2 separate regions of the Homo sapiens genome follow, and region 2 is linked to region 1. A link is a contact called in ENCODE Hi-C or POLR2A ChIA-PET data. All regions are on one chromosome and are shown on one strand. The core of a region is the stretch at or near the end of the contact, and the rest is flanking DNA. Distances in the headings are between cores, read along the strand shown.

Region 1 (3,039 bases), core at 387-2,886:
TTGGGAGGCCAAGGCAGGAGGATTGCTTGAGTCCAGCAGTTCAAGACCAGCCTGGGCAACATGGCAAAATCTCATGTCTACCAAAATTACAAAAATTAGCTGGGCGTGGTTGCCTGCCTGTATTCCCAGCTACTCTGGAGCCTGAGGAGGGAGGATCACTTGAGCATAAGTGGCAGAGGTTGCAGTGAGCCTCGATCACACCACTGAGCTATAGACTGGGTGACAGAGCCAGGCCCTACCTCAAAAAGAGAAAAAAAGTCTCTTTCAATGAATCTCATAGTGCTAAGGTTCTGTGCAAGCTTTAGAGATTTCTGGAAATGATGACAACATAGCTGGGGAAAAATAGAAACTGGAGGAAGAGGTAAGCAGACATGGCTAGTTAAGGAAAGCTGAGGGCATGATGGGTGAACCTAGGAAATTTAGGACAAGACCCCAGTAAGACAATGAGTTCCCAAGACTTGCCCATTGACTTTCAGCCCTATGAGACGTGAACAATGTTCACATCATCTCGGTAACCCCACACAGAGTATATAGTTTGAACATTATTAAATTTCTGATAGTTGATTATTTTTGACTTAAAAAATAGAATTTCATATAATTTATACATTAGTTAAATCTCTTCTGTCATGTCTAGTTAGAGCACATAGGAGATGCAAGAGAAACAAGTACAGAAAGGTTAAAAAAGATTCATAATGAACACGAACCTGGGCTAGTTTTTCAGAGGATGCCTTAAGTTCTTTAGGCACCAAAGAATACCTCATAAATGCTCTGTATCTGTAAGGTGACTCCAAGTATTAACAATCTCAGCTTCAGTTCCAGGGACTTTTCCCCACAAGAAAGGAAGAGCACTAAGTATAACTTCTGTCAGAGAACCTACATACACTACAGGGATACAGGCCTTATAAACATTGGAGTTCAGCAAGAAAAGAAAGGAGATAATGGGGAGGCCACTGGGTCCATCCTCACATATGAGGACTATGGCCAACACCAAAGGTCCTGTGGGGAACCTAACACTGGATCGTCTAGGAGAGACCCTTTGAATTCCCTTGACTCCCACAAAATTTTCAGTAAGAACCTCCTTTTGTCTGACATAAGTCAACATAATAAAGGGAAGTGCTGTATGGGGAATTTATTTTAGAATCCTTATTTCTAAATCCTCTAAAGACCCTGAGGACATGTGATGCAAAGGTTTTATTGGTGGAGATTTGAAAAGAAATGATTTGTGCAAAGGCCCCTTACACAAGTCTCATGAAGAGGGCAAGTACCCAAGCTCCTTTTATGGAGGAAATAATTTGGGATCCAATGATAAAGATGGGCAATCTCTGAAGAAAACGTCACAATTTCTTAAGGGACATGGCCTGGGCACAATGTTAACAAAACTCCCTATTTTCCCCACCCCATAGTAGCTCAGCACCCGCAATGTGCACTTACGTCGGGTGTCCCCAGACAAAGCCAGTGGGGAGCTCAGCACCATCAGTGTCACTGTCAGCGCTGTCATGCAGGAGCCTCCAGGGAGCTTCAGACACACCATGCTGGAGAACAGGACAGGACCAGGGGCCAGAGAAGCAGGCAAGTCTCACTCAGGGAGAACTATGAACCCCTCCACCCACATTCCAAGTTATAGGGAGGAAGTTACTGATTTCCTTGCTCCTGGGTTGGGTAATCTCGTGTTGGAGAACCAATCAGCATCTGAGTTCAATAGCATCATCAGTTGCTGGTCAGAGATGCTGTATGAAGGTCCTCTTCTGAAACAGAATTTCCTTCTTTAAAGGATTGTTTTAATTTAGCACTTGGAAGGTTTGAACCAGTTGCATGTAAAACACCTTAATTGGGGAGCTATTGTAGCCAGCTCTGTGCTGGTCAGTGATGTGTTCACAAGTTTGAGCCTTGTAAGAGCATTCATTTCCCACTTGACAAGACAACTATTTGCAGGAGTGAGTGTGAGTGTGTTTAGGAGTAAAGGAGATGGAGGGAACATGGCCGCAAATCAGGAGACCTTTAATCTGGTCCTTATTGCACCATATCTTAATGTTGTAGATTTGGGAAAATTACGTCATGTCTCACAGTTGAAATGAAGGCACCATGATCTTTCAGGTCTTTCAACACTAGAAAATGTGATTCTGTGGATGCCTCAAGGAGCAGCAGCTCCGGGTATCTGATGATATGACAGAATGACAGCTGTTGACCGGAGAGCTTAATCTGTACCTATTTACAGGTAGAGATGTCTGTAATAAGTTAAAGGAAATTGAAAGTTAGTTAATAATTTAATCTGAGTAAAAAGAGTTTTTTCAAGTGTGTCTCCTGATGCTGCCCCCAAGTTTAGTGTCATCTCCAGAACACACACAGGCAAGGGGCTTGCAGGGGCCACCTATGTGCAATGGAGAGTCCGAAGTTGCTTTTGTATAGCACTTACCCTATCAATGTGTTAAGGTCAACTGTGTAATCAAAGTATGCAGGGGGCTGAGATGATCGATCAAGGACTCAAAGTCAGCTGTTGACAGAACAACTCTGTTTTACCATAATTAATATTTTATGTCGAGTGTTCAATCCCTCATTCTTGGCTCCCATTATGATTTCCTCCTTTGTTTAAGGCTATGGCCCTTTAGTATTCCACTTCTCTTGTTTTATCGTAAGGGAAGATATTAGAAGACTTTGCTGGCCGGGCGCGGTGGCTCCCGCCTGTAATCTCAGCACTTTAGGAGGCCAAGGTGGGCGGATCACTTGAGGTCAGGAGTACCAGACCAGCCTGGCCGACACGGTGAAATCCCATCTCTACTAAAAAAATACAAAAATCAGCTGGGCTTGGTGGTGCATGCCTGTAATCCCAGCTACTCGTGAGGCTGAGGCATGAGAATTGCTTGAACCTGGGAGGTGGAGGTTGCAGTGAGTCAGGAGCACACCACTGCACTCCAGTCTAGTCGACAGAGTGAGACTCAGTTTCAAAAACAAACAAAAAGGCTTTGCTAACTAGTACGTTACAGAATGTTCAGGAAACAGAACCCTAGGGAAAATCTATGAATTACATCAGTTGATGTAATC
Region 2 (3,039 bases), core at 1-2,500, 96 kb after region 1:
GACTGTAGTCCTGGTTGTTGAGACCATGCATATTACTTTTCCCTTCATTAGAGGAGGACTACAGTTGATAGCCATTATTACGAGAGATGCCTCAGGAACAAATTAGAGGAAATACAACGATATCTTTTAGTACTTTTATGCATGGTAATGACCATCAGTAGACACTAAAACAATCAATCCAGCAAGGACAGGGTAAATAACTGTATAGACCTTTCTGGAATAGTTGTCTCTGTCACTCAAACAGAAAAACAAACTATACTAAATTCAGAGGATGAGGGGAATCAGGAGCGGCTTGTGATGGAGGGAGATGAATATTAGTTACAGCCATAATGACAACGTAGTGGACACTGTTGTAAATTTCACTAACCGTCTTGCCTTAATCTTCTAGATCACAATTGGCCACTTTTCCTGACCTCCCTATTTGAAGAAAAATTAAAGTATGTTAATTTTCACAGGAAAAAAAATGAGAGGCACCATATTAGAGTATGGCAGCTTGGATCCCTGAATCACCAGCTTGAGAAGAGCTACTCACAAATCATCAGTATCTTCCTACTGTTACATTAGTGAGTTATAAAATTCTACTGTATTTCAGCCTTCATACACTTTCAAGTCTAGTTATTGTAGCAGTCTGGCCTATTCTAATTAATATAAAAAGAAGAAATAATAATTGTAGAAAAAATTAAACAGAGAATATAACAATTTTAATGGTTTCTCCTGAGCTAGACTTACTTGAAATGGTCCTCATTTTTTGTTTTAGTATTACCAGAGATGTAAGACAGAATCTCACGAAAATATTCAAGCTGGTGGATGAGGCCAAATTAGGCAACTAGGTTGTGTGTCTGGAATTCAAACCATATTAAGTACTCCCTGCCCGCCTTTCTCCTATCCTTTAGAGCAGAGCCTGATTCTCACATATTGTCCCATAAGTCTATATCAATCAAATCAATTTTTATTATCCTGAAAGCACCTATGGAAATACTACCTTTTTTGAAGTTAAATACGAGCACTCTGCTCCATGCTGTTTTACTGATATTTAGAACTGTACAAACTTATATTCTTTACATTTGTGGGAAATTATTATATTGTAGATGAGCCTAAAATATTCTGTGAATCAAAACTTACTATAACAAGTTGTAAAGAACAGCTTTAGTGGAAAGTGTGTACATGAAACTAGCAACCAAACACTCAAAGCAAGAAGAATAATAACTAAGTGACCACAAAGGAAATTTTTTTAATCACATGCCTGGCTCTTGCAGGTGGAGAAGGTTGTCTTGCCCAAAGGAAGTGGTTACTAGACCAGAGTGTAACCAAATACGGGATGCTGCTTTAAAAAAAAAAAAAAAAAAAAGATTCACAGAAGTTGTGCTTGAGTTAAACCACTAAGTACTTTCCTTGCCAGCCAATGAGAAGAAGTGAAGCAGCATCATTTGTCTCTGGCTGACTGAGCCAGTAAGTCTGTTACAGAAAAAAAAAAAATCACTTAAAAGAGCAATAAACATAGAAAATATCAAAGCGTCTACTAGTCATGTGTGCAATCCACAGAAAAGAATAGAAGAAGTTTACTGAAGAAAAGTTTGATAAATAAAAGTACCACATTCTTGAACAAGACAATTTGTGTCAATTTTCCAAACAAAATACATAGACTTTGTGATGCTTTAATCTAAATATCAATAAGATAGTTTTGTTAACAAAATGTTTCTAATTTTTTTCAAGAATAATAAATATAAAAATAGCTATTGATAAAAATGAGGGGGTGTTGCTCTAGTAGATGCTTACAAATAATTATAAAGCTAAACAATTAAAACATGTTTCTACTGCCACTAAAAAAAAAAGTCAACTGTGGAACAACATTGACTGCACAGAAGCAGATCCAAATTTATGTTATGATTAACGAGATCGAAATTGTATTTATAGTAGTCTCCCCTTATTCATGGGGGATACACTGCAAGATCCCACAGTAGATGCCTGAAGCCACGGATTGTACCAAACCCTATACGTACTATGTTTTCATACACATACAAACCTATGATAAAGTGTAATTTATAAATTATTCACAGTCATAGATAAACAAAAACTAATAATAAAATAGAACAATTTTAACAATATACGGTAATAAAACTTAAGTAAATGGGGTCCCCTCTCTTTCTCAAAATGTCTTACTGTACTATACACCCCTATTTTCAAACTGTGATTAACCACAGATAACTGAAACTATGGAAAGTGAAACCATGGATAAGGTGGGGCTACCGTATTTTATTTCTAGAAGTTACTAAACTTTTGAGAAAATTTTGGGATGGGACATAAACATATTTCGAAGAAGCTTCCAGTGTTATAGTTTATATTCTTCATTTCTTTGAGGCACAGAAGAACCCATTTCACTCTTTTGGAGTCAATCCAGGTTTGTGGGGTAAAGGACTGTAGCTGATGAGGATTGGAAGTCCGTGAGATATAAGGGGTTAGGAGGCAAGTTTTTGCAATATACTTGAACAACATGGCACCTATGTGGAATGGAAGAGAAAGCAGCGTAGTGGTGAGGAAATTCTGGTGGGTGAAGACATTCTCAGGTGAAATTTTTAGAAGAAAAAGTTATTTTAAGAGAATTTTAAATCATTTTCCTTGGTATTAGAAACACAATTCTAATTCAATGTTTTTCAAGAGATTGCAATAATGGTTTGGAGTGTTTTAAATGGTGCACTGGGAAGTTTACTCTTGCTTGTTAAAGAATGCCACATTAGAACTGCTTTCAAGAACAGAACAAGTTATCCTGAATTTATGTTGGATAAATTTTTAAAAATGTAGTACATAATAAAAGTGGACTTTTTATTCAGTGGAATGAGGGAAATTTACTAAAAATGATGTTGGGTCTATTGGTTATTTAGTAGGAAAATAAAAAGAGCTCATACATACACACATACAGAGATGATATTGAGTTAGATTAAAAGTTTAAATGTAAATCAAGAAGGAACTCAAAATACAGAAAAAGATACATGTTAATATTTATTTTATTAAAAAGTGTTGGAATGATTTAAATAAAACAAA

What was found. Hi-C counts contacts between places; a loop is a spot of excess contacts on that map. ChIA-PET counts read pairs that join two places held with the same protein, here RNA polymerase II (POLR2A). Pooled maps may share reads with other maps.
Region 2: a loop to region 1 is called in a map of CD8-positive, alpha-beta T cell, with 2.9 times the contacts of the local background. The contact joins the enhancer-like site here to the promoter of HLA-DRB1 in region 1. A Hi-C loop is called at or near these places in 3 of 168 maps with a recorded cell type or tissue (CD8-positive, alpha-beta T cell, GM11168 and GM12878), 11 of 37 single-sample maps with no recorded cell type and 11 of 50 pooled maps. POLR2A ChIA-PET finds 5 or more read pairs at or near these places in 4 of 52 experiments (B cell, GM12878, activated B cell and 1 more).

The regions. Positions count from the first base shown.
Region 1 is chr6:32,588,212-32,591,250 of GRCh38, forward strand. HLA-DRB1 (major histocompatibility complex, class II, DR beta 1) reads right to left here and starts at 1,637. Exons shown (of 6, transcript NM_002124.4): 1 at 1,432-1,637. The coding sequence starts at 1,531.
Region 2 is chr6:32,684,506-32,687,544 of GRCh38, forward strand. No RefSeq gene overlaps it. Among named protein-coding and RNA genes, the nearest start is that of HLA-DQB1, 19 kb to the left of the region's middle. Within about 2 kb of position 1,251, at least 3 of the 41 ENCODE cell types and tissues checked have a DNase peak (open chromatin) inside an H3K27ac peak, as active enhancers do; they include B cell, where a contact is called at or near this core.